2 separate regions of the Mus musculus genome follow, and region 2 is linked to region 1. A link is a loop called in an ENCODE intact Hi-C map of the cell type or tissue named here. Cell type or tissue: left cerebral cortex. All regions are shown on one strand. Each heading gives the region's core, and the rest is flanking DNA. Links, peaks and the distances in the headings are about the cores only.

Region 1 (16,033 bases), core at 3,071-11,070:
CACAAGGCATACAGTGCGTCTTAGATCTATACTGCAGTACCAAGCAAAACCGAAATGAGTTCTCCATGGAAATTTCCCATAGCAGAATCACAATATTGGCAACATTGATCGTCTCATTTTTATGAGGATACTTGAACTAAAATGCATTAGACATGGCAAAATATAAAACTAGACAATTTTCTTGAAGGGGTAGACAATTTATAAGATTATAGAATAATGAACTCATAATTTTATTGGAAAGGCTGCATATGTTAACCTTTCAAATATAACAAACCTTTAGTGTCAGTGAGAAGTTGTATTTCAGTTAAATGATAGCTCAATTCCCCAAAGTTACAATGTACTGTACTAGGCATTAGTGAGCAAAATTCAGCCATATGTCTTCTTAGACTATAAAAGTTCCATTATGGGTTTCAAAGTAGCTACCCAAATACAGTTGGTTTTAGTTAAATTTCTTCTGCTTAACTTTAAATAAATGGTTGCCTGTATCCTTTCAATATAGATAGAGAGAAGTAGATCACAATATCTTTATGATGACATTAGTGGATGTATTATTTATTCAAGTTTCATAAAATATATTGATATAGATTTACTTATAATTAGAGTTCTGTAACTATTATGCTAGAATTTTGCTTCTAAGGTGGTTATCAGTATTAAAAATCAGCTCATATGAAATGAGAAAAAGCCATCTGTCATGACATATTTGGAGCCATGATAAGTAGATCACCAACTTAAACTTTATCAAGTGGAGTCATTCAAGGAAAAAGTGAAATTGTTAATGTCTAAAAGACTGTTTTTTAATGACTAGCCCTCTGACCTTATGAATCAACTGGGAGATGTTCACAGTTTTCAAAACATTGAGTCTTCACATCCATCCTTATAGCATATATTTTCACTTATTAGTGATATTTTCATTTCTCTTTATCACGCTTGGCAGTTTTCACTGTATTGTCATGTATAAAGAATTTTTTAAAAGTCCTCATAGATAACATGTTTGCTTGCTTGAAATGTTGTTTTCATGTGCTTTGGAATACTTTTAGACTTAAACAAAATTAGTCTAATAGTAAAAAATATTTCATGTATCCTTTCCTTTCCTTCCTCTGATATTTGTATCTTGATTATCATAGTAAAATAATTAAAATGAAGAAACTAAAGTCAACACATTACTCTGAACTGAGCAATAAACACTGTCTTTTGTACACCAGTTTTTCGCTAGCTCCTTTTCCTGTTCAGGGTCTAACGCAGTATTCAATGCTCCATTTATATCAAGTGTCTTCACTATCGTCTAACATTACAATCCTCAGTTTTTTGTGAACATGGCTCTTAAAAAGTGAGAAACAATTATTTTTTTGCACCTTCCCTCTGGGCAATATAGAGTTTTTATCGTGCATTTTTACTATTGTGGTTAGAAGTCCTGAGCCTTCGGTAGTGATCTGTACTGATAGAGAACACCATTATATCTTGTTTTAGTGGTTTCGAACTAAAAAATCTGCCAGCCTCTGCCTCCCAAGTGCTGGGATTAAAGGCGTGTGCCACCACCAACCGGCTGGTTTTTGCTTTTCATATCTTGGTTTAATTAACCAGTTCTTAATTTTACTTTGAAAATTAGTCTTTCTCCCTTTGAGATAAATGATTTTGGAATGTAGTTTTCAAATGATAGTTTTGGAAGAGCTACATTGAGGGCATCCAGATATCGTACCTCTTCTCAAACTGTTGCCTGCTAATTTGAAAAATCTATGAGCACATGAACTCAGCAAACAATTACTATTACTGTGTTCTAATAGTGATTTTCTGTTTTCTTAATTTCTTCTACATCTGTCAGGTAGAATGTTCTATAGCAAAGAGCTTTATATTTAATAAATTATTTGCTTATTCTATTTATATTATCATGATTTCATGTGTGCTTATGTGACTGTTTTAAGAATATACTTTATATTACAGAGATGGGATGAAGACCCTAGGAAGATATCCTTAATTTATTCATCCTTTGTGCTTTTATTCTCTATATACTTAAATTTTACACATACAATGAATAAGCAGCACCTTATTGCCAGTATTACTTTATGTAGTATACCAGCCAGAATTTTGTCAATATGGCAGGAAATACAGAGAACAATGTAAAAGGAACATGGGTTTATTTTGGCACATGGCTTCTAAATCTTCAGACTGTGTTATCTGGCTCATCTATAGTGAGCTTTGGGTAAAGCAAGCCATCATTGTGGCAGGAGCACATGGAGAAGGAGGATGCTCAAGTCCTGGCAGCCAGGAAGCAAGAAGAAAATCATGACGGGGCTGAGACCCTTCAGAACAAGTTCACAGCCACTCTCTTGCTCTCACTGGCCCCGCGTCCTACATTTCAAACACTTCCCAATAATTTAGTCATGATGTGAGTTCATCAGTATATTAATGCTTATTAATTCTGATGTTTTCCTGCAATGCACTTTGATTACCTCCATTTCCAATGTCATTTTCTCTTTGATAACTTCTGGAGAAGGGAGAGACCATTTGCTTTCTTATGCTCTCATGATCCCTGCCTATTTCCTTGTAAGGCTTGGCATGTTTTGAATCTTGACTGAATGAAATCTTTAAATTTTCTGTCTGCATCATTCTGCAAAGATTGATTAGACATGCTGAAGTGACCACCTCATTGTCAGGTGCAGGCTTACTACACTCATTCCCAAGTGTGTCCCTTCATTCTCTTGAGAGAGTGGCTTTTCCCAGGGAGGGTGGGAACTCCTCAGTGGAGTTCTCCATGCTGCATATCAAGTAGCCCAGGGGACTGTTAGCCTCATCATTCGTCCATGTTATTTGCTCTTGTTCTCTTTCCAAGGCTTGGTCTTCTGAACAATTCTCATGTTCACTCATATCTAGGACAATAATCATGGCTGTTGTGAAGTTCTTGTGATAGCATTCCAATGAGCACCATAGTATCTAAAGTTAGTTATGTAGACTTTGTGAAAAAAAATCTATCCAGAGTATGACTTTTTTCTTTTTGTATCATCACTTTTGTTAAAACACATTCATTTTCCATAAGATAGTATGGTATGACATGAATTGCTTTATTCTTCCCATTTGATATCCACTTCTTTCTTTTGCAAGGACTTACTGTAGAGTTGTATAGTCATATATTAGGATTTGCTCTGGGATTGAGGTTTGATGTTACCATGGTTACCTTGGATTTGAAACAGTCTTCAATTTCTCATAATAGTTTGTATTTAATGGACTCTGGGGATTGGAGAGTCTAGGTTCAGATTTAGTTCTTATCTTTACAGTGTCTCTAAATATGTGTTTTTTATAAATATATAGCAGTATGCAAATACTTCTTCACTTAATATTTGCCTCACCATTGGTCAGTGTTTGCAGTGAGAGTTTCAAGTACATTGTTTCCCTGAGATACAAGTCAGTTCTACCTGGATTCCTCTAAGAACTGTGCCTGAAATAGCTTATATTGTTTGGGGAGTTTCTTATACCCCTCTAACAACTCAAAAGGAAGATTTCCATGCTTGACAAACAGCATTTATTTTAGGTAAATCTATGGCTCTTGTGGGAAATATTATCATCCCAAGCAGTGTGACTTCATTTACATCATGTGTATGTGGGTATGCATTATATGTATTGAGGAAATGCTAACAAACTGAATGTTCACTTTAGTGCTCCTAGAGTACCAGAAACAACAGCAGAGAGAAAAACACTAGTACATGCCTAATGTCTTTCTACCTGCACATTGTGGATATCTACAGCCTTAAGCATTGCATCCCATTGCTTTGCACTCACAGTAGATCTACTTGCCAACATTTAAAACTGTCTTAGTTTCATCATGAATATTTCACCTATTTCCAGAAAGATTTATTTTCTTAAAGGTAATATCTCAGGGGAAGTTTTCCAATTCTTTCCCTTCACAAATCAAGGTTTCTTTCAACCCAAACTATGAATAGGTAGGAGGAAAAATTCTATAGTTCCCTCACATTATGATAGGCAAGGGTATAATAATAATTCACTAAAATCGAGCAAATTGGGGATAATAATTATTAGCATAACAAATGTTTATGTGTGTGCTTACCTATATATTATTGTTCTTATTTTTCTATTTCTTATTTCTTGATCCTTAGATTATGGCTATATTTTGTCAACAGTTTTGGTAGTTGACCTGAGTGTAAAAAGTATTTTCTTAGGGTATTTTATTAATTGTGCTGCCTGTATTAATGGGAACACTAGCTATTATGCACTAGCCAAGAATCACAGAAAAATAAAATAGATATATAGGTGCAGTTAAACATTAAAAAGTTTAGTTCAGTGTCACAATGTACAGGATGGAAGAGACTTTAGAATTTATCTAATTCAGTATTCTAATTCAACAAAAGCATAAAATACAAAGTCACACTGTTTGGGAAGATAACCATCTATTTAAATTATTGTCATTATAATTGTTGTTTCTATGTTGAGAGAGCTACTGCTGTAGCTAGGTCCTGATGCAATATTCTTCCTCTTCAGAACAGGACCTGACAGAATCTTATTCACAGATATTGAATGTAATAAACATGAATCTGCTAGCAACTTTTTCCTGGTCACAAACGGCTACTGCCCATGCAGGGCTTTCACTGTCTGCATGTGGTTTCCCCTCATCTTAGATCAGGACTCAGACTATTTGCTCATTCCTGAGGAGTGAAGACATTGACAGATGATATGATGCCAGCAGCTTCCTGTCAGCCTGGAGATGAAGGGGTACCCACAGCAGGGCGGGGGCTCTGTCAGCTGCTGTCACTCTGTAGTCCAGAGCTTGTGTTTCCCACTACCTGTCCTTCAAAGAAGTCAGTTTCTTGCAGGGAAGCAAGATCTGTAAATCCTCTGTAAAGAATACAAAGGTGAGGGGGAGCAGTACACATGATAAATGAGCTTGATTCTTCAATCTGGGCCTGAGCCTGCAGCGAGCCCCTATTTATTCTGCCCATTCCCCTGTGGGCATCCAAATTGCTTGAGTTTCAGCTACAGACTCCTATGCCAGTCTGAACTGCCACACATCTGCTCTAAAACCACTACACTATATCTTCCAGCAATGGTGCTGGTATGTGATAGCAGAAAGGATGCCAGACCCGAATCTAAATGATGTTGGTCATAGCCCTGGGCCTGTAGTGGATTGTGTCTGTGACCTTGGGCAAATGCTTTCTGTCTAGACCTTCGTTTTGTTTATTTTCTAATTCCCAAATCAGATAAGCACTTAAGTTCCTTTTAGCCCTGATTTTGTGATTTCTAAACAAGTGATTATAATAATAGCTATAATCTATTGCACATACACTTTGGATCAGACATTAGACTAAGGCTGTCTACTCTACATGGATACAAATATTCATTCAACAAAACAGGTCTTAATGAGCAAAGAACTGCAATGGATTGATACACAAAAGGGAAAATACATTTCTTCCTGGTCTCAGTGTGTGTGTCACTGGTACACAAGCCCCTTTAATCTGACAAGACAGTGAGGACATTGACACATGTGTATGACAAGCACAGCACAAGAATGGTTTCGAAAAGACTCAGGGTTTAGAGAAATTTTTGGGTTAGAATTTTCCATAGCATTTGAGGGCTTTTGTTTTGTTGTTTGTTTGTTTGTTTGTTTAGCTGAATAGCTACTGTGGGAACCCCTCCCCATAAGAAAGATGAGCTAAGCATTTTCTCCCTTGGAACTCCAGATACACTTTTATAATTGCCTTACATTTTTATGCAAAAAGAAATCCTCCCCTCCCAAGAATGTCTCAGTTTAGAATTCTGTATGACAGAGAAAGTGACAATTAAAATTAATCACATTGTTAGATATCCTTGCATATTCATAATATGCTAGGAAAGGATGACCTTATAGATTTATAAATTAGAAGCATAAAATGAGACATTAGGATAAATATTTTAAAATAATGCGGTAATATTTTCAATGTTTGCTGAAGAAATTTTGATTATCATTGTATTTTCTTCAAAAGAGGCCAGAGTGGTTAAAAATGAACCAATAACACCTAGTTGCTAAATTCCACAATGGCCCTCATTTTTTCATCTTATTTATTTATTTATTTATATCTCTGAAAATATTGTATATACATGAATATCATGTATCCACATTGTGTGTGCAGCCAGCCTAAGGCCCTGGGTGTCTCCCTCTATCCTTCTCCGTCTTATTTTTTGAGACAGGGCTTCTCAGTGAACCATAAACTCACCATCTGGCTAGGCTGGCTGTCTAGAAAACTCTGGAGTGTTGCCTATCTTAGATCCTCAGTGCTGGGAGTACAGGCACAAACATCCAATACAGTTTACATGTAGTTCCAGGAATTCAAACTCAGGCCCTCATATCTACAGAACAAGTAATGTACCCATGCTCCATACACATTTTCTCTGAGACTCATTTATTGCTACTCATGGTTTTTCCAATTGAAAATTAAAAAAAAAAAAAACAATACTCAGTACACCCTTTTTAAAAGTATGAACATATCGGTTCTAGACATGTAGAGCCCACGGTAATACTAATAGACTTTTCATAAGATATGCTGTGAATATTTCTTCCACACTCATTGATTCAAGTGATCATAATGATTTTGTTACTTCTACGTGTAAAATAGTCATCATTACTCTTGGGTAAGAAAAGAAGGCCTAAGGTGTGTTGTTGTTGTTGTTTGTTTGTTTGTTTTTCTTTTTAAGCCTGGTGTACAACTTGTAATACAACCCATCTGAGAGCTCACTCTTCTTCCTGTCTCATGTCCTCATGGGATAATCTGTTTTTTTCCTGTCCCTCCTGCCTCAGAATCTAGAATATTTCTGGGTCTTTACAAGGTATGTTCTATCTCCCCAAATTTCTCCTGCCAAGGGTCTAGTCTTCTTTGTTTTCAAGCCACTGCTATCTGTCACCTCTGTTAAGGGCCTTTGAAGACACGCCTGTCTCTAGGTGATTAGTTCTTTCTCACTCTGTGTTCTCAAAGCTAGTGTGGGGTCACTGCAGCCCAGCGATCATGTACCCCATTAGGCTCTAACAGCACAGCCAGAACGATCTTCAAGTTCCCATACTGTCTTTTGCCCCCTAGTGGAGAAGAGATAAGTTGCAGCATTCTGTCAAGAAAAAAAAAAGAGCACACTAGAAATGTTTGTTTTTATTCAATTCTCTAGATTCTAGAGTCTGGAAGCTGCGTTGAGGATATTTTTAGTACTTCAGCTATCTTTCATTCATAATAGATGAAGCTGATAGGATAGAAATAGGAAAATGGTGATTTTTTTAAAAAAGTATTTTTCTTTGAAGAGCTCTTTACATACTAATATCAGGTATCTGAGAACAAAAACAATAACAAAAAGCAATGCAGCCCTGCCATGACTTCATGTGGACAAAACAATCTAAGTTACATCCAAATAGAAGATCTTAATACACTGGAAGTTTATGGTGCCTTAAAACAATATACCTGGTAGTTAGAGAGATGGCGGAATGGTTAAGGTGGCTAGTTACTCTTCTAAAGAACACAGGTTCAGTCCTCAGCGTGTGCGTGGCAGCTACTCCATCTATAACTGCAGTTCCAGAAGATCTGATGCCGCCTTGAGAACAGAGGAATTAGTTTCTGCCAGGGCAGTTGTTATGAGAGGTGATCTGGGAACTTGCATGGTCTCTCACTTCCTGTCTTACTGTGTGGTCTCTCTGTCTTGCATATGTTCCTGCTATCATGCTAGCTGTCATGAAACCAGGAAATTGTGCGTGGTATAATGCAGCCAGAGGCCCTCATTGGAACTAAGCAGACACCACCAGTACCGTGTCCTTGGAGTTCTAAATCCATGAGATGAATAAAATATTTTTTTTTCTGAGTTAAGTATTCAAATTTGGATATAGTACTTTAACCAGACTATGACAAATGGCAAATTGTATCATGTTATAGTCAGGAAAGGGATTTACCAGGAAACTCCAATGGAGCTCCATCCATAAGATTTTCACAAATAGAAAAGTTAAAGGAAAAAATGGCTCCTAAGTGCTTCTAAAGAGGTCCCTGGCGTTGTATCACTTTTGTTATATCTTATATGTTCAAAGCCAGTTGCCAACCTATGATAGCATTTCCTGGAGTAGTGTAAATGATCACCACTCCCCTACAATTGTGATATTTTACTTACATCACCATCGCAATTCTGATAGAAAACTTGCCCATCCAGAGTCCTTCCCATGTTGAAAACATTGTAACTTTATCACATGACTAACCATTATTTCATGACTCAGCACTTGCCACAACCAAGAGTCAAACGGTATCAAAAGTTGTTCTTCAACGTTTTTATACTATATCATTATTCTTTTAGTTAGACCAATTCAATTGTGTAGATACCCTTAGATTTCCATGTAAACAAACATTGCTATATTTTGTGCTTCCTGGTTGTGGTGGTTTGAATATGTTTGGGCCATGGAAAGTAGCACTATTAGGAGGTGTGGTCTTGTTGGAATAAGCATGGCTTGTTGAAGAAAGTGTGTCACTGTGTAGGTGGACTTTGAGGACTCCAATGCCTAGGCTCCCCCCAGTTCAGAAGGATTTTCCTGATGCTGAAATTTATCAAGATGTAGAACTAGGGCTCTTTCAGCACCATGCCTGCCTGGACACTGCCATGCTTCCTAACATTACTATAATGTGTTGCTGTAATTCTCCAACCTAATATTTCCTAGCAATGAAAACACAACTCAAATAATATAAATACAAGCTGTGCACCTAGATTGGGCAGACGTACTGCTACACTACTATTTTCCCCATCTATGAGACTCCTTATAACACAGAGTCACCTCTCCATCACTTCATCCCTGAAATTATTTCCCAACCATCTTTTTGACTCATCTTAAAAACCAAGAGAAAAGTAATGAGATAGCATTTCCCTTCAAGCCTGTATGCCTCTGCTGTGAAACCCATGATTCTTTTGATTTTGTTTCTTCTATGCTTGACATCTCCATTTATTTTCACACAACATACTCTACTTATTTATTCTTCTGTATCCATTTTGTAATCAGTTAACCCAGCCTGTGTGTGTGTGTGTGTGTGTGTGTGTGTGTGTGAGAGAGAGAGAGAGAGAGAGAGAGAGAGAGAGAGAGAGAGAGAGAGAAAGAGAGAGAGAGAACACTTTCAGTCAGGTGTGGAATCCCAGTATTTGGACTGTAAAGAAAAGAAGGTCAGGATCAAGGTCATCCTTGGCCACATAGCCATATGAGGCTAGCCTAGGCTACATTTGGCTCCATCTCAAACAAACTAAATAATTAATTAAAAAGGAAACTTGAGCTTTGACAGTATTTTAACCCCTACAATCAATACATACACATTGCATAGAAAATCCTGTCTGTGTGTTTCCTCAGTATTTGCTCTCAAATTATTAAAGTATCCAAACATTTTTTGTTTAATTAGTTTAAATCCAACAACAGCATCATATAACCATGGTGCTATTTTGGAAAATCTGATTTTAAAAGTGCTCTCTCTGTGACGGAAGTATATTTTAAAAATCAGTCACTCTGTGGGCTACAATTAAAATCTGGGCAGAATGGCTGTTTAATTTGTCTAATGTGTCTGCCCAGTGGTACACTACTGGCAAACAGTGATTTTTGTCTCCAGAGTTGCTGACAGAGATGTTGTGGGATATACTGGAGTGGAAATGTTCTCTCAGCCATGTGCTTTCATCTCTGTTTCAGCAATATTAGAATATGAGCTAACCACAGTATCCTTACAGAACCTTCTTGGGGATCTTCTCATTTTACCAGGGTGAGTTAAGGTGAAGAAATGGTTTTGGTGCACAAATCCACTCAAGCAAATGTATCGAAACCTCGGCGTCATGACACTCTGAGGGGAAGTAAGTGAGATGCTCTCACCTCTGGGCACTGGCACACACCCAATCCCCTGAATAAGCTCGTCTTCTCCACAGTATTGTCTGACGCATGTGTCAATAGCACCATCTATTCCCTCTGTAGCTAAACAGACACATGAACAAAGTACAAGGATCTATAATATGGTTGACTCTTCATTTCTTTCTGATTCTGTAAAAAAACCCAACCAACCAAAAACAAATCTCATTGGCAATCCACTATATGTTCTCATGTATGATTAGGAACCAATGATCTAAGCAGTAAATATGGCACCCAGAGGGAGAGAAGGCAGCATGAGGATGCTTAGAGCTGAAAGCAGCCTCTAGGCTGAAGGATGGAAAATAAGGAGTAAGGGACAAGGACTGTCTCAGCGTGGAGGTCCAACTAAGGAGCAAGAGCACCATGAAAGATGGAATGAGAATTCCACAAAATGGATTAATTTGTTCAAAGTAAATGCTCTTTACAGCTTCAGTACCTTTCACAATGAACATATTCAAAACAATTCCATCTACACATTTAAAGTCTTTTAGGAAGATGTCACAGAATAATTTACATGAGCAAAAAAAAAAATAGACCATAGTCACCAATTCAGTGCAGACGTGACTTTAATCTAAATTTTCGTAGAACATTCTTGCTGTCTCTGCTGCTCTTGTTCCTTTCCTCTTATAAATGTATGTTTATCTGGGCCCCTGTACATGGATTTCTGATAGACAGATGGAAGGCCTGCAGAGAAGCTGGGCTCATTTTATGCTTCCTTGTCTGAGTCTTTGCATCTCAGGCCAAGCTGGGACACTGATTAATGTGCAATACAGATGTCAGCTGTGCAATCAACAACATTTGACACTGGCTGGCAGGATGACTTCTCTGTGCAGGTGACAATCTCCATTTTCTCGGGTTTGTGTAAGTATCTGCTCCTCCCCAGGAGAAGAAGTAGCTCTGGGGCATCCCAAGGATATTGATTTCCCAGACTTGAGGTTGGAAAAACAGAAGTCCAGATCTAGCTTATGAGATTTCTTGTAATATTGCTAAGAAGCAAAGATGTTTAATGAGGACTTGCCAAATGATCATAAATGCAAATGATCCCTTCTTTCATAGCTACTCCAACAGATGGATTTCCAAGTGAGAGAAATAATTCATCCACAATATACAAAGTTAATGCATACTTGATTTTCAAACCTGGGTCTGACACTTAAAAACTTGGTCACTTTATGTAAGGTTAATGGCTATCTGAATCTCACATGTGTGTCTGTTTTATAAGTGTGATAATACCTGTACAATGTACTATTGAGATGTTTAAATGAGGTGATCTGTGGTAATCTATGTGGCACACGCAGTGAGTTCTAAGGAGTGGTGGCAATCTCATCTCCTTTCTAATTCTCTTTTTACACTCATCTGACAATATAAACATGTCCTAATGATGGCAAAACAGGTTCCTTATAATTTCATGATGGATTAGTACTTTAACTATATTTAGGTGGTGATAATGATTGGTCCCATTCCACAATAAGGACACAGGTTAAATTTTATTTAAACATAATTTCAGTTATTGGCTCAGAGTATATCCAAAAATGGTGTCTGCCATGTCATCCTAATAGATTGTCCTTATGATGATGCTTAACATCAAATGATATGTAAAGAAAGCCTGTTTATAACTTGCTTATTTGTCTCACCAATGTTATTATTCTCATGTCACATATGAGAGTGAAGGTATATTCATGCAAACACTCATAAATATACATAATTTTTAGTAAAGTTACAATTCCAAACTACAGGTATGAAGCATTACCATTGTTTCTGTCCTGTAGAGCCTGAAAACAGCTGCAAGCTGAACCTGAGCTCCTCATTTACATACATAGTCCAATTTGTTCAAAGACATATATCAGACACCTGTCAATTCTGTCACCTTATTCTCTAGAAGACTGGACAATTTCCCAAAAAGCTCAAGTATGACACCAAACCCACTTTATGTTACAGTCAGTTTAAAAGAGCTTCATTTCCAAATTATACTGCGAATTAGCATCTAGCTGAAGAGTGGAATAGAAAATCCTGATGAATCATGTACATGATTTACCTTGATTTGTCAAGAGTGTTCAGTAAAGTAAGTGAAAACACCTGTCCATCGTTGGTTACCTATATGATCTTTATTCTGTGGCCTTCTTGTCCAAACATGTGCTCATTGCTTCTATATATACTCTGATTTATTATGTCTTCTGGACCCAAATATTTTCATCAGTTAGCTGATTGTTCTTACCTTGATGTTTCCACCTCCTCCTCAATAAAAACAAATAACAGTAGTAACAATAACAAACTCTCAGTTAAAAATCTATTCATAAGTGAGGAAGGAATCCAAATTGAAGATCTCCATCAGGTCCCTTGTCTCAGAGCTCTGCAAACCCGGAGGAAGAGGGATGGGAAGAATTATAGGAGATAGAGGGGTCAAGGACACCAGGACAACACAACTCACAGAATCAACTAAGGGCTAATGAGGACTCACAGGGACTGAAGCAACAATTATGGAACCTGCAAGGGTCTATGCTAGGTCCTCTGTATGTATGCTATGGTTGTTGGCTTGGTGATTTTGTGGGAATTCTATCAGTGTGAGTAGGGGTGTCTCAGACTCTTCTGCTTACTCTTGGGACTCTTCACTTTTCTCAAACTGGGTTGCCTTACCCAGCCATGAAATGAGGGTTTGTGCTTAGTCTTATTGTATCTGGTTATGCCATGTTTGGTTGATATTCCTATGAGACATGCTCTTTTCTGAAGAGAAAAGGAGGAGTGAATCTGGAGGAGAGGGGAGGGGTGTGTGTGTGTGTGTGTGTGTGTGTGTGTGTGTGTGTATGAGAGAGAGAGAGAGATAGAGAGAGAGAGAGAGAGAGAGAGAGAGGAGAGTGGATAGATGGATGGATGGATGGAAACTGTGGTCAGGATGTAATGCATGAGAGAATTAAAAATAAAGTATCTTCTATCTAGCTAAACAGTCCTTTAGAACACACACACACACACACCTTAAAAGAAAAGCCAAAATAGTATCACCAGTGGATTTGCCTCACAAGAAATGCTGGGAAGCTTGAATTATTATGGAACAATGCTCATGAACAATGAACTGCAAAGAGAACCTGCACTGTACAGGTAAGAAGGCTGTCAAATTCACAGTACTCTAATGCAATAATGGCTGTAGCTAAGTCATTTTTTTTTTTGCTAGAGTATCAATATTTACAAGGCTTAATGTTAAAAATATCTATGAAAAGCAGCTAATCATATACAATGAAAAAATATGGTAACAGTAAATAAACTATAAGGAAGGATGCTGGAGAATAGTGTTTTAAATATGCTGTGGAAGCTAAGTTATCAGCTTCAAATAGATCATTTTTCACTAAGTGATATTATATGTAAGACTCAGTTACTACAAAGAGAAAACTTATAGTAAATACACACACACAAAAAGAATCAAATCACCTGTGTAACAGGTCATTATTGCAAAGAAAAAGGAGAATAAATACAGCAGAGAAAACATAAATCAGAAAATACCAAGTGACCATTTGAAGTTTGGAAATGTCACTGATCACAAAATAAATATATAAAGGGGTTAGATTCTCAAACAGAAATATCTTTACTGAAGAGCTTTTTATAAATATTGATCTGTATATTACACATAGGAGACTTGTGTGGACTTTAAGAGCACATGCATACTTAAATTAATGTGATGGAAATACCTATTATACACTATTGATAACCAGAAGAGAGCAAGGGTAACTATATTTATATCATAGTGAAATAGTCTATTCAAAGACTACATAAAGAGACAAAAATATTGATCCTATAACCAGAATTGGACTTGTTCATCAAGAGGACTTGATAATTCTAATGCATAAACAGGACATAATACATAATAGCAGAACAACTAAATATATAATTATACATACATATGCATATTAATTCAATATTAGCTGAAATTAAAGGAGAAATGGATAGAGATCCAATAATTGTAAAAGATTTAGGACCTCACCTTCCATGATGTGGAAACCAAAGCATCTACTAAAAAAAAATCCAATAGACTTGAAAAACAATCTGAACCAAGTAGATAAACATGAACAAAGGTTACATGCAATTTATATACTTTTATTCCAAGCATACACAACATTCTCCACTACAGACCATTAAGTCACAAGAATGATCTTAATTTAAGAATACTGAAACCACACCAAATATCTTTTTCAAATACAATGTTGAATTCAAGAACACAGCAGACAAAGACTCATAAACTCATAGGCACACAAAAAAGATCAATGAATGAATCAAACAAATTCCAAAGGAAGCTATCAAATATCTTGAGAAAACTAAGGTAGAAACACAAGTCATGAAAACTGACGGGATGTAGCAAGAGCCACCAACAGATTGGGAAAGGATCTTTACCAATCCTAAATCCAATAGAGGACTAATGTCCAATATATACAAAGAACTCAAGAAGCTGGACTCCAGAAATTCAAATAATCCCATTAAAAAGTGGGGCTCAGAGCTAAACAAAGAATTCTCAACTGAGGAATACTGAATGGCTGAGAAGTACCTGAAAAAATGTTCAACATCCTTAATCATCCAGGAAATGCAAATCCAAACAACCCTGAGATTCCACCTCACACCAGTCAGAATGGCTAAAATCAAAAATTCAGGTGACAGCAGATGCTTGTGAGGATGTGAAGAAAGAGGAACACTCCTCCATTGCTGGTGGGATTGCAAGCTTGTACAAGCACTCTGGAAATCAGTCTGGTGGTTCCTCCAAAAATTGGACATAGTACTACCAGAAGATCCAGCAATACCTCTCCTGGGCATATACCCAGAAGTTGTTTCAACTTGTAATAACGATACATGCTCCACTATGTTCATAGCAGCCTTATTTATAATAGCCAGAAGCTGGAAAGAACCCAGATATCCCTAAAAAGAGGAATGGATACAGAAAATGTGGTACATTTACACAATGGAGTACTACTCAGCTATTAAAAACAATGAATTTGTTATTTGCTTAGACAAATGGATGGGTCTGGAGGATATCATCCTGAGTGAGGTAACCCAATCACAAAATAACACACATTTTATGCACTCACTGATAAGTGGATATTAGCCCAGATACAATTTGCAAAACACATGAAACTCAAGAAGAAGGAAGACCAAAGTGTGGATACTTTGTTCCTCATTAGAATGGGGAACAAAATACCCATCAAAGGAGTTACAGAGACAAAGTTCAGAGCTGAGACAGAAGGAAGTACCATCCAGAGATGGCCTCACCTGGGGATCCATCCCATAAACAACCACTAAATCCAGACACTATTGCATATGCCAGCAAGATGTTGCTGACAGAACCCTGATACAGCTGTCTCTTGTGAGGCTCTGCCAGTGCCTGGCAAGTACAGAAGTGGATGCTCACAGTCATCTATAGGATGGAACACAGGGCCCCCAATGAAGGAGCTAGAGAAAGTACCCAAGAAGCTAAAGGAGTCTGCAACCCTATAGGAGGAACAACAATATGAACTAACCAGTACCCCCCAGAGCTTGTGTCTCTAGTTGCATATGTAGCAGAGGATGGCCTAGTCGGCCATCAATGGGAGGAGAGACTCTTGGCCTTGCAAAGATTATATACCCCAGTACAGGGGAATGCCAGGGCCAGGAAGTGGGAGTAGCAGATTGGGGAGCAGGGAGGTATAGGGGATTTTCAGGATTTGAAATGTAAATGAAGAAATTATGTAATAAAAATTGTTTTTGAAAAAAATAAAAAAGAAAACTGATTGGATGTAGCAAGAGCAGGTCAGTGACATCTTATACAGCCATTAGCAAAAAAAAAAAATGGTTGTATAAATATTAGGCAAGTAGACAGAAATGAATGAACGATATAAGGTTATATTACAGAAGCCAGATTCAGAAATTCAAACATCACACTTTCTCTCATATGACACACAAAAGGAAGATATTTATGGATACATTCTTAGAAAGAAAACCTACTGGGACCGAATCATGAAAAAGGAGAGAGATGCAACAAGTGATAGCATATAAGGAGTGTCAGTTGGTATCAAAATGCATTTTAATCCAGAAAACATTAGGGCCTGACATTTACAGAATCAATGTAAATCCTTCTCATTCTGCAAATATGAGAAAGATTTCCAAACTTATTGCAATAGGCCGGCATTACTCTGCTATCAAACACAGATAAGG
Region 2 (16,033 bases), core at 3,332-11,331, 240 kb before region 1:
TTATACACAGAGGCAAATAACAAAATTGCAGTGGATAAATAAAAGGAAGATATGAAAGGCTTATGAATTAGCAAATATGCTGTCAGACTCTTAACAGAGACTCTGTGATGAATGCTATTCTGAAGATAAGACACAAGTTCAGACCTTATGTTTCTTGTTTTGGGAGATTAAATTTACTTATGGAATACAAAAAGAATTACGTACATACTTCAAGAGTGACGTCCAGATCTTCAGTCATACACCCGCAAATGTACTGAAGACACAATGTGATTAAAACTCTTAAAAGAGCTTTTGAAGCAGGGCAAACTGAGCCAATACAGCATCTTTTATGATATTTAGAATTTTAATGTGTATATGCTTTATTCTAATATGAAAATGGCTTGTTGGCGTTATCTGCACGTTTCTTAAACTTACACAGAGGGTAGCTTGTAAGGGGACTTAATGACTATTTGATATCCTGATAGATATGTAAAATAACTTTTCAAAGGTTAAACTGGGTAATAAATCCAAATTAAGACTGTTGAAAACAAGAACAGGATGAGAAGGCGTCGGAGAGGTTGACTTACTGGGAAGGGTTGCTGTAGTTTCACGAGCCTGGTGATTTCTGTTGTTGTGGGAAAGAGGGTATTGCATATAAACAAATTTGTAAGGCCATTTTTATAAATGCTTCCCCTGGGGCTTCCTGTGCCTGTCAGCAAGAGGTGGATCATGCAGAGAACTGAGCAGAAGAAAGCTAAACAGCAATTCACTTTAATCCTGCACTTTGCATTCAGATGAATATGCAAATAGGTTCAGTGAAGTGAACCTGGCTACACTCTCACTTTGAAACTCAAGTTAAATTGTTTTAAATGGGCAGAATGCAGAGTAGCTCATGAGCTCAATTTATCTCTTTTTAGAATCTTGTGGTTTGGTATCATTCTGAAGTGATCTTGATTAATCCATTTGGAAGGACATGCATGGGGGTAAAAGTGTTTGTCTCCTCAGGCTTGTTTGGTTTGATTAGAAAATACATCTTCAAAATGTATTTATATATTTAAATAAGATATATTCACACAAGTTATAAAAATTTTATATAAAAATAATTTATAAAAGTTATAAATTTTAAATAAAATCTAACTTTTATAAATGTAAACATAAAATTATATGAATATAGATTAAAGATGTATTACATACTCATAGCAAATAGATACATGTCTGTCTATCATCAATTGTCTCCCTGTATCATTTCCTGCTTTACTTAAAGGATAATGATTTTAAATCTTTAAATATCATGATAATTAGATAAATCTCAATTACTTAGCTTTTCATGTTTTAATTCTTTTATCTGTTCTTTCTCCATTAAATTTGGTCTACTGATAACACAGTTCCAAAGGAGTATATTGTATTTTGTCATAAATTACCTTGAAAAAGATTTTTGTTCCTAAAACTGCAAGAAACTGTACTCTTTCTTCCCAGACTTACTTTAATTGCTCTCTTCATTCTCTTGCCTCTTCCTTGCTTCTTTGTCAACTCTGTGTTCAGGCAGGAGAAGGAAATACTCACTCCCAAAAGAGAAAAGAAGACAGGAACAAGGGCTGCTGTAAGAGCAGGAGATAGGATCCTATGTTGCAATCTCTACATTGTATTTGCTGATGTCCGGTTATCTTCCAAAGAAGCTAACTTAATTTGATACGGCTGCCTGAGAACTGGACGTTGTAAAAGCTTTCTGCAAGATTTTAATGCGATATTCAAATGGAACGTAGCATCACTGAACTATGCACAGTGCTCAAATGAGGTTTATAGTAGAAAGTCTAAACTCTACTCCAAAGAACCCAGTGCCAATAGTTGAAGGAAATTGAAACGCTTTCCAAATCTTAAACTATGGGAGAGGTTAGATATTTCTGTCTCTTGCAACAATATTAGGACTAGTGGTTCTCAGAATCAGAAGACTAAACATAAATTATTTTGTCTTGTTCCTCTCTGGAAATTTTTCAGGAGCAAAAGAAAACAAGCAAACAAAATCATTTATTGCATGAAATTCATTTCCATTTATTATAGAAACAAAGAATTTTATGTAGCTAATTAATCCAGGGAAGAGGTAAGAAACGCTATGCTCCAAGGTGAATTGAATCATCAGAAGCTTGGGATGGGACCTGCACAAAGACTACCTCTCTTACTTTAGGGAGACAATAATTCTCTTCCTTTTGCAGATTGTTCTGTAGACAATTAAGGAACGAGTGCACCATGGACAAATATTCCCAGTAAGAACGTATTTATCTTGTGTCACAGATGAAAACAGGAAATAGAAAATGGAAGGAAGCTGGTGCAGGGATTTGAACACAGCAACTCTGGTATCCTTGGTTTTCTGGCCTTACCAAGAAAGAACTCTGGTATCTTACTTCCTCCTAAATGAGCACCGTGCCTGGAGGCCATTCTAGGGCCTAACACTCCAGTGTTAAGACTACCTGGTGAATGGCTTTAGAATTGGATCTCTGTAGTTTCATGGTGAAATGGACAACATTTATTTCTCAGTTTCAGCTCATCTACTAAAGGATTTTAGGATTACATCTTCAGAATGGGGAGTGTTATACATGCCTTGATCAGGGCTCAATAGAAGCCCATTAAAGGAAAAGCTAAATTTCTGGCCTCGGTGCAGAGCTTGAATTTCAACATTCCAAGCTGCAAAAACCATAAGAGTTAATCTGATTGGGCAGGTCAATCATTTGGCTAAGAAACAACACTTCAGAAGCAGTGACCACTTCAAGCCATGCTAAACAGATAGGAGTGACAATAATGCCTTCAATGTACCTTTACTTTCCAGAAAGCCTGTCCTTGGTACAGTACCTTATAGAGTTGTAGCCCTGAGGCTGAGCTAAGCCTGTATACTATTTGAGTTATAGAGAAAGCAACATTTCCCCCATTTCTTCTTTTGTAAAGTTGTCTAATCCTGGATACACTTTACCAGACAGTTTGCCCTTTCTGTACAGCCACCTTTCTTTTGTGGTGCCTAACTCAATGGCTTTCTTTCTTTGTTCCATCTCCTTCCTCCAGACAGCTGCAGAAATGCACTCTTTTCCTGCCCCCGATTCCCTCATAAATCCTGATAGTCCTGCTGTTGATTTGCATTCTGAGTTTGTTTTAAAGTTATTTTATCAAGAAAATTGAGAACCTAAGAGAAAAGTCAATTTTCTCAATGATACCCCAATTAGGAATCCTCAAAATTTCTGGTAACATAGCATATTCTTCTTTCTTGAATACTTTTAAAAGTGCAGATAGTATATCCATCAGTTGAATTTTCTTCCAAGAGAAGGAACATAAAGGCCATTAGTTTCAAGGACCAAAAAGATTGCAAAGGGGCAAAGCTCTTGGAAAGCATTCAGAAGACGACCCAGAAGGCAAAGTCAGCTCCAGAAGCATTGGCTCAGTTTCAAGGAAAAGTTTATCTGACCCTGACACTATCAAGTCCATTCTTACAGGTGGGTGAACAAAATTGGGAAATTGATCTTGATATCTTTAAAAAGAAATTGTATTTTCTAGGCTTTTACTAGGCTAAAATAAAAATTTTCCCAATCATCTGTCTGTTCCTTTTTTAAAATTTTAATTCCTAATTAGATTGCTTGTGAACACTCTGTCTCCAGCCTAGCTGCTGTCTTGATTGCTGGCAGCTTGACTCAGAACTTCAACTGGAAAATTCAGACTTGACATGTGGAAGGACAAAGTAAGAAAGGGCATGGGGTTCTATACAAGTTCTGTTGCTTTATGAGTCTTCCTGTGTGTGTGTGTGGGGGGGGGTGGTGGTGGTGGTGGTGGTGGTGGTGGTAAATAGGCCAGTTGGTTAATAATAAAATATAATACAGTTTCCATTTGAAACTTCGTGCTTATATAATTGTTTCAAATACTGTAGGAGACACAACACACATATCTACTTACCCCAGATAGGGAATCCATGTCAGACAATACACATACCACCAAATCTGGTGAGTTAGTGAGTTTAATTGAGTTTACTTAAAGGAATGTAGGTGAGGAGTTATTTGCAGGAGTAGAAATGATTCAAAAAAACATCTGTTTCACCAAAGCACACCCCAGCATGTATGACAGATCACAAAGCTGAGAACCTGGAACAACTGCACATCCAACAAGCAGCTCTATAGGTTGGAGAGTGTTGTTTCTCGGTGCACCAATTGATCTAAACCTCTTTCAGGCAGCTCAGCTGGTTGCTGCTCCTTCAAGGCAGCTGGTCTGCTCTGCCTTTGCAGCTTTTCTCCTCTTAGAGTATTCTTAGCAGTTCAACTTCATTTGATTTGAGCAGGACTCTTCAGCTTTTAGTGCTTACTCTAATGGGGAGGGGCATAGTAAATGGAACTTACAGGAACTTCCTGAAGCTATTTTGAGTTGTTTACCTTTCTGTTTAAGGAGCTTCCTGAAGGATAGAATGTTTCAATCTCCGAGGAAACTGTTACACAACACCAAAGATACAGAATTTGCTCTCAAACCTACTCTACTGAAAGTAGAGTGAAATGGGCTGACCAGTGTACGTTCACTCCTCATATTAAATCCTGTTTTTATTTGTTTATGCATTACTTTGTTAATAGTGTCTACTGTAAAGTGATTTAAGTATTCTCTTTTCTATATATTAATATATCTTTTGTGACTCACCAAACTCAGGGCAATAACTATAAAGCCTATTATTAGAAGTTCAGCTCTCAAATGAGAAAGCACAATAAATTTGAATGTGAATGACTGTAACTCAAACGCATGAGTGTATTTGCTTGCTGGGAACTGGCTTGTTGGAAATATTCACTGAGTCAGGAGGTTTGGACACTCCACGTGAGCCTAAGTAAAGTGGGAATCTATCAGCATCCCCTGACGACTAGGTTCTTACTTCATACAAGTGGCTGTCAGGAGAAGCGAGAAAGGATCAAAACCATGTGGGCATGGCCTTATTTTCTCACTCATTTAGTCATCTAACTTATATAGTACTAGGCATCAGCTATATAATGGGAACTGCACAGAACACCTGCCACGAAAAGAACTAAACATTTAGTAGAGAAAATAGATATTAAACAAATAATTACATAAATCAATGTATGTGTAAAATGGGTTAGTTCCTGTGAGGGCAAGTTCAGGATGTTGAGAAAGGAATAGGGGGATTTGATTTGGCTGAAGGCATTTCAGGGAGCCTGGGCAGATATTTTCCCTATGCTCAGAGAAAAGAAACTCTCAAGTCCCTGAGTTGGCTGGAGTTTTGAAGTGGGTAATAAATGCAGGTGTGAGATGGATGCCTGGGTTCCTGGAAGGACTGGGATGATGGCTAATGCATTTACCTCTTAGTAAGAGCGCTGTACTTCTGGACGGGGCTGGTGAGATGGCTCGGTGGGTAAAACATGCTGTCAAGCTTGACAAGTTGAGTTTGGTACTCAGAGCCCACATGGTGGAAGGAGAGAACTGACTGCCACAATTTTCTTCTGGGGCCCATGTTTGTGTGTTGGGGTGTGTGTGTGTGTGTATGTGTGTGTGTTTGAGCACACATTCACTCTCCCACACATAAGTAGATAGATGGATGAATGGATATGTAGGTAGGTAGATAGATAGATAGATAGATAGATAGATAGATAGATACATAGATAGATAGATAGATAGATAGATAGATAGATAGATAGATAGATAAATAAAATGTGAGTCTTCAAAGAATAAACCATGCTTCTGAACTTTGTCCCAGCCTTCTAATTAGCCTCTCTCCCCAATTGTCACTCTGGCTTCTGGTGTTTGCTCCTCACCCTGTGTTCTCACTACTCTTGCATGTGGCATTTCCTCATGAGTACACAGTATCACTGGAGAGGATGATCTAGTCATTTACTAAGTCTCTAAGACAAATTTGTCTTCTTTTGGAAACCCTGAGTAGACTTCTAATTTCAAAAATGGGTTCAAGGTTGTGCTGAAGAGAGGAACACACACACATTGTATGGAGCAAGGCTTTCTTAAACAGCTGGCTGCTGTATGTATGCAGTTAGGCTTGTGTGTGTCTTAGGGTTTGAGAGGAGTAAAAAAATTATGCTTTAAATGAGGAAGGGCATAAGCATCTATGGCAATAACATAATACAGGACAATGAACAGGAAGTAAAATGGATAGCAAATCACTCTTATGTGGCCCCTCAAAAAATTGTATAGTAATTCATTTTTACCAAGGAGAAATAGCATCTAGAAAGAATTGTTGGTAAGGGGTGCCATCCTAAGTTTGACTAATTTTAAAATGACACTCTTGTACCTACTTCTATGGTTAACCTACTTACATCTATATTTCTATATTTACAAGATATTTTTAGAACTAGCTTTATTTTCTTATTTAGTTATCTGACTTTTTTGTTTCTCTCTCTCTCTCTCTCTCTCTCTCTCTCTCTCTCTCTCTCGTGTGTGTGTGCATTCTTGAGTCTAGGGATTTTAAAGACCCATTTTTAGTACTTCAGTTTGTTAGCAATGAGTCTGAAGTTAGATATTAAAATTTCACCTAAGAGTGTTTACTTAGAAGCTCTGAGAGTGCACTGGACAAGTGTGAAAAGTGATCGACAAGCAGAGAAATGTCATGGAATTATTTCTTTTTATCCATTCACTTACATGCTTTCTTGCTATTGTTGGTTTCAGTGTCCAATGGACTAGCAGGTTTCAGGAACCAAAATGGATAGGTACAATACAGTTTTCCTGGTATGAAGGTTGTGTGATGTAAATTGCATTTATTTAACCACTTAGCATAGTGCCTAACAGAGAGGAATCAGGACTCATTCCTAAACTCACCAAGTACCACAGTGCTCCTCATGTAATTCTCAGTGTTGGGACTCTATTCTCAAGTCTTGTGCCTTTGATACAGTATCAGATAAGATTCAGACCAGGCCACAAATGCAAGCAATGCTGAATGGGACTCTCTGACCTAGTAAAAGAAACTTGCAGCTGAAAAGCTTGTCCACTAGAGGGCAGAGCTCTTAAGTTGCAAGCTGTGATCTAGTACAGTAGGTAATGGGATTCTATCAGATGTTGTTTGTTTTGCCCATGCTTTGTTCCAAACCATAGTAACAGAGTGCGTGAAAGACATGCTTAATCCCAGGTGTGCAGAATAAAAGTTTCACTTTTCCCTTCTTAGCAAAGCATTTCTTTCCTGAGAAATGTGTTGTAAATCTTGACACCCTTAGAATATGCTGTCTGACTACTGAAGCATTTCCTTGTATCTAATATTGGTTGGAGCAGCAAGGAGAGAGGCAATGGTAGCTCTATTTCCCAACCTCATTATCTCTGTTGACCTAACATACTGGAGGTCTAGGAACCTCCCTTGCTAGAGTTGATGAAAATTAAAGCATGAAATAACAGTTCAGGGAAATTGTCCAAGGCACAGAACATCAAACTTGGAAATGATTTTAGCGTGCACAGTCTTCATTTTATTGATAATAAAATGAAGTCTGAGACCAGGAACTGACTTTTTATTAAGTACACAGCTAGTAATCTAAGACACAAACCAGGCCTAGAACCAGGTCTCATTTTTATACACCATTCCACCTTGCTCATCAACCTGAGAAATATTTGGGTGACCCTGGTTCACAAAGCCCCTCAGTGTCCTGATTAGAGAACCCTGATGAGATGCATCGTACAGATACAGTTGACTCGGCATTAATAAATACTATGGTTATACCAAATCAATTCATCTTCTATTGGATTGGATCTTACTTTTAAGAACACCTTAGAGATGCATGCTTCTTCATTGCTAGGCTTTATAAGTGGGGAATTTACAGTTGAGAAGTTATATGATCGTGTTGGTCGGCTGATGTTGATTAAGCAACCTCATCTTGATTTAGTTGAGAAACAGAGGATCAGGTATGGACTGGGGTTGTGTGTATGGGTAATAGTTTTCTGCCCTTTTAAATCTGATGATAATGAACCACTGATGGGCTCTAAAATTAGATGTTAGAGTAGGAATTGCAGCATACAACACAAGGCTTATTCAACTTGCAGTGAAATAGTGTAAGCGATGATTCCAAGCACAAGCGATGCCTTGAGTTGAGAGCAGGTTGGTGTGGTTCCACTGTGTGATGAACTCCCAGGGCTGCTCAGCACTTCAAACCTCATTCTAACCCCTCAGCTCATATAGGCTAGACAGTTCCTTAGTAAATTTACCTAAACTCTATCCATGTCATGCCCTTTTCCCATAGATGTTCCCTGTACCTTTGAGGCATCCCCAGTATTGTAGTTAGAGAGACCCTCTTCGGAAGTCAATTTGAACATGCCCCTTCCTGGGTTGAAATTCCTCATCAGCTCACATCTTTTCACACAGGCATCTGTGTGCAGTGGAGGGGGGAGTATATGCACACAGTGTCTTTCTCCTCTTCCCCTCTTTATTTGCTTCCCTACATGGGACACTCCCTCTCTGACGTGTCTTTTCTTGCTAAAGTTAAATTTGTCTTTGTTTGATGAGACTAGATTTTTTTTTCCTTTTTTTGGCATGGGCTGAATTTCATCAAAAAAGGAGGTAGGTATTTTAAGTTGTACATAGCAAATTTAAATATTCTAAAATATTCCACCTCCAAAAAAGACATAATATATAATAAAATCTGGGCTGAACAGTCAGTAGGCTCCTGATGTGGCTTGACCTAAATTCTGTGCTCCCTGGGGAACAGTGTAAGTGTTTTGCAACATCTTCTCACACCTCGGCCCCCTATGACATTTGGCTCCAAATGCTTATGTTCCATCTCCTTTTTAAATGGTAGTAATTTTATACATGACAGCTACTAAAAAACGTGAGGGCGAAGGGATAGAGGGATAGAGTGTCCTATTTAAATGACAAATGCAAGGCTGTTAGTGCAAATGTGCTCTTTATCAATAATTGAGCATTTTAGCTAAAACTTTAAGGCAGGCACTATCCAGTAACAAAGATTGCTTGTGAAGTCTTGGAAACCCAGGTTCCGCTAGTTATCAGACACCTTATCAATGACCCTTGCAGGATAATTCAGATATATTTTCAGCCCATTTCAAATCTCTGCCTCTCCTAGCATGTGTTAAGGATGGTGAGGGGAATTTTTCTGATTTTTCTGATTTTTTTCCACAGGGAGCAGAAATCTGCAGCAGATTTGGTAAATCATTCGCTGTAGTGTTCATATGGATTGTACTCATTCTGTGGGGCTAGCGCTCAGGTGCTTTATGAGGGCTTATGAGCAGAAGTTCGTAGATGAGGGAGTCCTATTGATCATCCAGTAGGGAAACTGACTCATGAATAGAATGTACACGTGGCATCTATATGGTGCTGTAGAAACAGGTATATGTCAATGTTCTGGCTGAGGAGAGCAGGAATATATTAGATGACAATAGATGCTAACTTCCTGGAGAAGATGCTACCGGTCCTGCTAGAGACCGAAAAGAGAAGGAGAAAAGGGCTTCGCTCAAGAAGTAGAGAGCCATGGCAGAAAACCTGGTGTATGCAGTAGTTTGGAGTTGTTGAGGTGCAGAGTTCCTAGGAGCCATGCTCTCTATAAGGGGATAATTTGGTCCAGGGACTGCTGATGTACATGACAAACGTGACTGATGAGGTACAAACATTAATTTTTCTGATACCTTCTGCAAATGCGCCTTTAAATATTCTTTGTGAGTTTCTTCTCGTTAAAATATTAATATCATTTAGAGTCGTGGTATTTTACTGTCAGATTACACAATATATCATTGTAAATGCATCTGTGATACGGATGACAGAAATGGGAAAAATCTCCCTTTGTTATCTTGATAGGATACTGGATATTCACTTATGTATTTATGTATTTATCAGAAAGAAGCAGAAATTCGAAGGAAAAGAAAGCCGTTGGATCTTAAACATCGCATTGATTTGTGTCCACCTTCACCTGCAATGACAGTGTCCCAAACCCAAAGGACTTCTTTGTGGTAGAGATCTTCATCTCGGAACCCCAGTGCTAGGCAGCCAGACAGCTCTGTCAGTCAGTTCTGGAAGCATGGTAGTGCTGAGGCTTCCTAAAGGTGATGTGTTTCACATCTAAGCAGAGAAGGACACACAGTTTTTTCAGAACCTTAGTTAAAGATCACAACCCAAACCACCCAGTCTGTGATTTCAAGACAGGAAAATAACAAAAACGTAAAGCTTAGATGTCTGCCGAATGAAATCGTTCTTGAAATTTCTTTGGGCTTTTGGTATTAGCTTGCCAAAGAGAACTGACTATGACCTGGAGAGTAATGGGGAAGTCAAGTCCCATTATCAAGATGCTTGGCCTTGGATGTAACCACGCTGTTCAAATAGGGAATAATTGCTACCACAAGAATTGATGCTACTAACTGTCGAGGAGCTCCACTGTGAAAACACTTTGCAAACCCCAGAAGCATGTCTCCACTCTGGAAATGCATGCCACCTATGTTTACTTATATTTTAACAGATAATTGATCCTTTTTCCAAACCCTGGAGAAACAGTGCTGACCTGCAGTGGATCCTTCAGGCTCTGTATGTGAACACTAAAGCAAATGTTCTGTCTTTAATTTTCATTTCAGTATCATAATAGATGATGACCAAATAACAAAGCAAATTACTCCCCAGTTTATCTGAATCCATTTTTGCACTGACAGAAATAACGCTCTTGGCTGTGTCATGATTTGGCTATTTTGGTAACCTCCAGGCACACATTAAATCTTCTATTTTTCAATTCAATTGGTGTTGCAAATATCAGTGATTATTTTGGTTAAAAAAATGAATTGAGTGTGACCTAAGAGTTCTTACTCTCCACTTGATGCTCTAGCATAACTGGGCTGCCTTTTTACGGACTCTTGTGGAACCAAAATATAGATAAGAACAATTAGGAAAATCTGTAAGCAACTTTCAATCATGAATTCAATGCAGGTTTAATCACCTTAAATCAATTTAGTGCCACTTGGCTCCTGGCTTGTCACTCGCTTCTCTAGGGTTCTGGGAATGTCAGACGATGGCGATACAGACTTTCATGCTGAGTGATGGAGTCTAGTGAATGCCAAGAAGGTGCCAAGTGAGGCGTCTTTGTAGGGTCATCTCACTCACACCCCTGACTCAGGCCTTTTAGAATTTCTGAGCCCTTCTGCCAGACTTATCCCTGCGAGCAATTTGGTGGCTGAGCAGTGACATTTCTATTCAAACAAACTGTCAATGGAGCCAAAATAATTGAGTGGCCTTTGCTCTTTGGAACATGTAATAAAAAACAAGTAATCTGGAGATTTTTTTTCTCCCTTTCTTTTAGACGTATAATTGTGCTGTTCTAAGGTAAACAGAGATTTGATGGAGAGAAAGTCATCTAAGATTTCGGTATCCAGTAGCATCATTGATGAATTAATTGAGCAGTATGACCACATATGTATAAATAGATACTGTATTCCTCTGGAATTGCATGAAAAGATAAGCATAGAAAAATAAAATATCCCTCAATATCTCTGAAGTGTATTACATCATCAGGGTGAGCTCCCTACACCCCTCTCCTAACTACTATCTTATGTTGCCATCTAATTATTTAAAAATTACTTTCTCTAGTCATAACCTGGTCATTTCTTAACTGATGGCAGATAAAGCAGAACAGATATAAGAATTGATGAAGAAGATGATGTTTGCTGATTCATTTTGCTGCATAGGTGCAGAATAATTGTATACACAGCATTCTCCAGAGAAGAGTCTGAAAATGGTAGAAGTTTTGTGTTTCTCCATACACCTACCTGATCACTTCCCTAAAAAGTAAGTTTGAATCAAAGATCTGTGTGTGGAGAACAGGCATGCTTTTGGAGGTTGCTTTTACAGGATTGAGCTGTGATGTTTTTGCATCTGCAGGATCCCCAGGCATGCCCTTCTATGTATCAGAGTGTTTACTCTCATGCGGCTCCTCTCAGAGCAGCTTCCTTTGTTTGCCTGAACCTGAATTTGGTGTGATTTCATGTGTGCTGAGGTTGAACTTGACAGATACTTGTGGCCCCACTGGAACCGATATGGCTTTGAAATCAAGCACATTCTACTGACATAAATCATGGCTATTATGGACTTTTTTAGTTAGGGTTTTACTGCTGTGAACAGACACCATGAAAGGAAAGTCTTATAAAGGATAACATTTAACTGGGGCTGGTTTACAGGCTCAGAGGATCAGACCAGTATCATCAAGGTGGGTACATGGCAGCATCTAGACATGAATGGTGCAGGCAGAGCTGAGAGTTCTACAACTTCATCTGAAAGGCTGCTAGTGGAAGACTGACTTCCAGGCAGCTAGGGTGACATGCTTACAGTGAGGCACTTACTCCAACAAGGCCACATGTTCTAATAATGCCACTCCTTGAGCCGAGTATATACATACCATCACATTCCACTCCTTGGCCCCAATAGGCTTGTCCAAATGTATGAGTCTATGGGGGCCATACCTAAGCATAGTATAATGTAAAAATATATTTGGTCCAACTTCAAAAGTTCCCATAGTCTATAGCAGTCTCAACAATGTTAAAAGTTCAAAGTCTCTTCTGAGATCCATCCAATGACTTAACTTGAATCCCCAGAGGAAGACAGGAAACCAGCTGGTCAAACTCCAAACTCTATGTCTTCATGTCTGATGTTAAAGCAGTCTTTAGATGTCCAATTCCATTTTCATCTTTGTTGACTGTAACAATGTTCTTTCTCCTGGGCTGTTTCCACTCCCTGCTAGCAGTTTTCCTCAGCAAATAGTCCATGGTGCTGGCATCTTGAACATCTTTGGATCTCCAAGGCAACTTCAATGTTACAGCTTCTTGTTTCAATGTCTGGGATCCACACATGATCTTCTGGGCTCCTGCAAAGGGCTGGTGTTACTTCTGCAGCTCTGCCCTCTGTAGCACTCTAAGCTCTAAGTGGAGTTGATCCACTCCACTGCCACTGCTGTTCTTGGTGATCGTCCTATGGTACTGGCATCTCCCAATAAACTGAGGTCTTCTGCTGCAAGTAGGCTTCACCAATAGCCTCTGATAGGCTCTCTTCATGGTGCCAAGCCTCAAATCCTTTGCATGACCCCTTTAGTCCTAGGCTGTCAACTGTAATTGAGGCTGTTCCTTCATTAATGGCCTTCCTTGGCCTCTCCCAGTGCCAAGCCTGAGCTACTTTTCATGACACTTTCATGCCTTCAAAATCAGTACCACCTGGGTAACTCTTATACATTACCAAGTAGAGCTGCAATACAAGGTACAATCTTGGCTATCTCTGAAACACTGCCTTTTTGTGTTCTTAGAAAACACTTTCCAGAAGATTTCTCCTCAGTGATGCTGGTCTCTTCTTAATCACTACTAATTTCTGAGTTCCAGCTAACCAGCATCAATTTTCCTAGTAGTCCCTTATATTTTTCACTCTAAAGCCAGAACCACATGGCTGAAGCTGCCGCGTTCCACTGCTTGTAGGAGCTGGAACATGGCTTCCTTGTTCTATTACATTATCACTAGCTTTCTGTTTTCTAATTCCTTCACTACCTAAGCTTGGTTATCTTGGAATCTGCTTTGTAGATTCACTGAACACAGAGATGTGCATGCCTGTATCCTAAGCACTGGTTCCACCAAGCCTGGATTTAAGTTTTTCTTCACCTGGAACTTGTTCTGTTCTAGGCTGGCCTTGAACTCAGATATCTGCTTGTCTTTGCCTCCTAGGATTAAAGGCTTGTACTACAATGCCTGAATCTAAATTTAGCTGGGTAGGATCTTGCCCCACGTTCACTATTCCCTTAATTAAATTTAATATCCTTGAACACAGGATTCAGCTTCATTGTCTTCCTTGAGCTCCTTTAATACTCAAACCATATATTTTATATATTTTCCTTTCTCAGTTTTCTATGCTTATTTAAAATGCTCTTCATGAGACTTAACCAGAGAACTAAGTCTATGAAGGGAGGCTCTGAGACTTCTTTTGTCAGTGCAATTAATCTGAGTCTCTTCACCTTAGCCTCAGGCAGACTCTTCAGACAAGGGCAAAGAGCAGCCATTTTCTTCATCAAAGTACTCCAAAAACAGTCTCTAGGCCACATACTGAAGTTATTCTCCAGTGAAACCTCTTGGGCCAGGTCTGTGCAGTTCAACTCACTCTTAGTTACAAAGTCTTTCATATTCCCACTAGGTCAGCCTACTAAGCCCCATTTGAAGCATTCCACTGCTTTCCAAATCCAAAGTCCCAACATCCACCACATTCTTCCAAACAAAAGCATGGTTAGACCTATCACAGCAATACTCCAGCCCTTGGTACCAACTTCTGTTTTAGTTAGGGTTTTACTGCTGTGAACAGACACCATGACCAAGGTAAGACTTATAAAGGACAACATTTAACTGGGGATGGCTTACAGGTTCAGAGGTTCAGACCATTATCATCAATGTGGGAGCATGGCAGCATTTAGACAGGAATGGTGCAGGCAGAGCTGAGTTCTATATATTCATCTGAAGGCTGCTCGTGGAAGACTTGACTTCCAGGCAGCTAGGGTGAGGGTCGTAAGCCCATGCCCACAGTGACACATCTATTTCAACAAGGCCACACTTCCTAGTACTGACACTCCCTGGGCCAAGTATATACAAACAATCACATGGACAAAATTGGTATTATATTTAGGATTGTTCTTGCAATTTCATTTTTTTTTAATCTGAGAGATTATGGGAGTGAATTTTCCTTGATAGAGTTACAGTGAATAGAAAGTATCAAAAGTTTTAGTGATTCTTCCTTGATGGGCTCCACTCTCAGTGGTACAGTCATTCATTCTGTAGTTATAGACTTGTGCTCCCTAAGTATTCGGACTGTAGCTCTTCTTATTGGTTCACACTCATGTGCATGGTTTAAATTGGCATGAATAATTTCATAAATCAGAAGTCCCATGTCTTAGGGTCTTTGGTTTGTTACTACAAAATACCAGAGTTTGGGCATGTAATATGGGAAAGAGGTTTATTAGTTTAAAGTCTGAATACCTTACAGCATGAGACCAGCATCATTATCTGGGGAGTGTGATAGCAGAAAGCACCATGTATCATGAATACATATCTTGCAGAGAGGTCATATGGAGAGAGAGAGGGAAAGAAAGAGAGAGAAGGAGACAGAGAAGAAGAAGAAGAAGAAGAAGAAGAAGAAGAAGAAGAAGAAGAAGAAGAAGAAGAAGAAGAAGAAGAAGGAGAAGGAGAAGGAGAAGGAGAAGGAGAGGGAGAGGGAGAGGGAGAGGGAGAGGGAGAAGGAGAAGAAGAAGAAGAGGAGGAGGAGGAGGAGGGTGGGCAGGCTCCTTGTAACCATTTACTCACAGAAGAACTGATTCACTTTCATAAAACCTAACCAATTGTGAGAGACTAGCTTGAATCATTTCAGGAGGTCAGTCATGACTCAGTCTCCCACTTGGCTCTATCTTTCTGGTCTCATCATTACAGGTGCATCTCAGAGACCAGTGGGAACTCTTTGATTTCCAGATTCTTGCTTCTCAGAGCAAGAAATGGGCCAGGAATAGATGGATAGTGGTAGAATCCAAAACAGCTATTTAAGAAGCTCCTCCAAGAGAGGAAGTGGCTCAAAGCTGGGAGCAAGGTCTGAGGCTCAGTGCTGCCCATGCCAAGGGAACCCAGACCTCTCTCTATCATATGTAGTGTGCAGCTTTTAGCATTTTCTCCTTTTCATATTGTCTTTCATGGGTGTAGTGTCTAGTCTTCCTGCTTGCCAAAGGGGATCTTACATGTGCTCACTTGACCTCATTTGATTTAGAGAGTCAAGATCCAAATTACTGCATCCATCTCCAGCAGATCGATTTTAAGTCCTCACAGAGTGGTGTCAACACCCCTTTCCCCATGTCTAAAAATCTGATGGACAGAGTTGTTAGGGGTTAATTTTTTAGTATCCCATTTTATATGCCCTTCCTCTTTCTCTCTCTTTCTCTCTCTAAAGATACACAGAGGAAATGATTCCCAATTTCTGCTCCTTTTCCCCCAAGGAAACTCAATATTTTGTTGTGTAGACTCCATAGAGTAACAGTTCTAGACTGTTCTTGGTTAAAATTCCATTTTCAATTTGCCAGTTGAGTCTGAGTAGTCACGTGTCACTTCCGTTATA

Evidence for each region. Peaks named below come from ENCODE experiments on the same cell type or tissue, not always from the same donor. Only the 100,000 strongest peaks of a DNase experiment are listed, where the experiment ranks them.
Region 2: it touches region 1 in a loop (2.1-fold over the local background); 6 of 42 quality-filtered maps call a loop at or near these places.

The regions. Positions count from the first base shown.
Region 1 is chr6:36,242,234-36,258,266 of GRCm38, forward strand. No RefSeq gene overlaps it. Among named protein-coding and RNA genes, the nearest start is that of Chrm2, 140 kb to the right of the region's middle. In left cerebral cortex, for the core only: a CTCF peak has its summit at 7,061 (motif pointing left); a DNase peak (open chromatin) is centred at 7,040.
Region 2 is chr6:35,997,949-36,013,981 of GRCm38, forward strand. Gm38790 (a long non-coding RNA gene) reads right to left here and starts at 1,747. Exons shown (of 4, transcript XR_868978.1): 1 at 1,462-1,747. In left cerebral cortex, for the core only: a CTCF peak has its summit at 6,935 (motif pointing right); DNase peaks (open chromatin) are centred at 4,211, 6,934 and 8,431.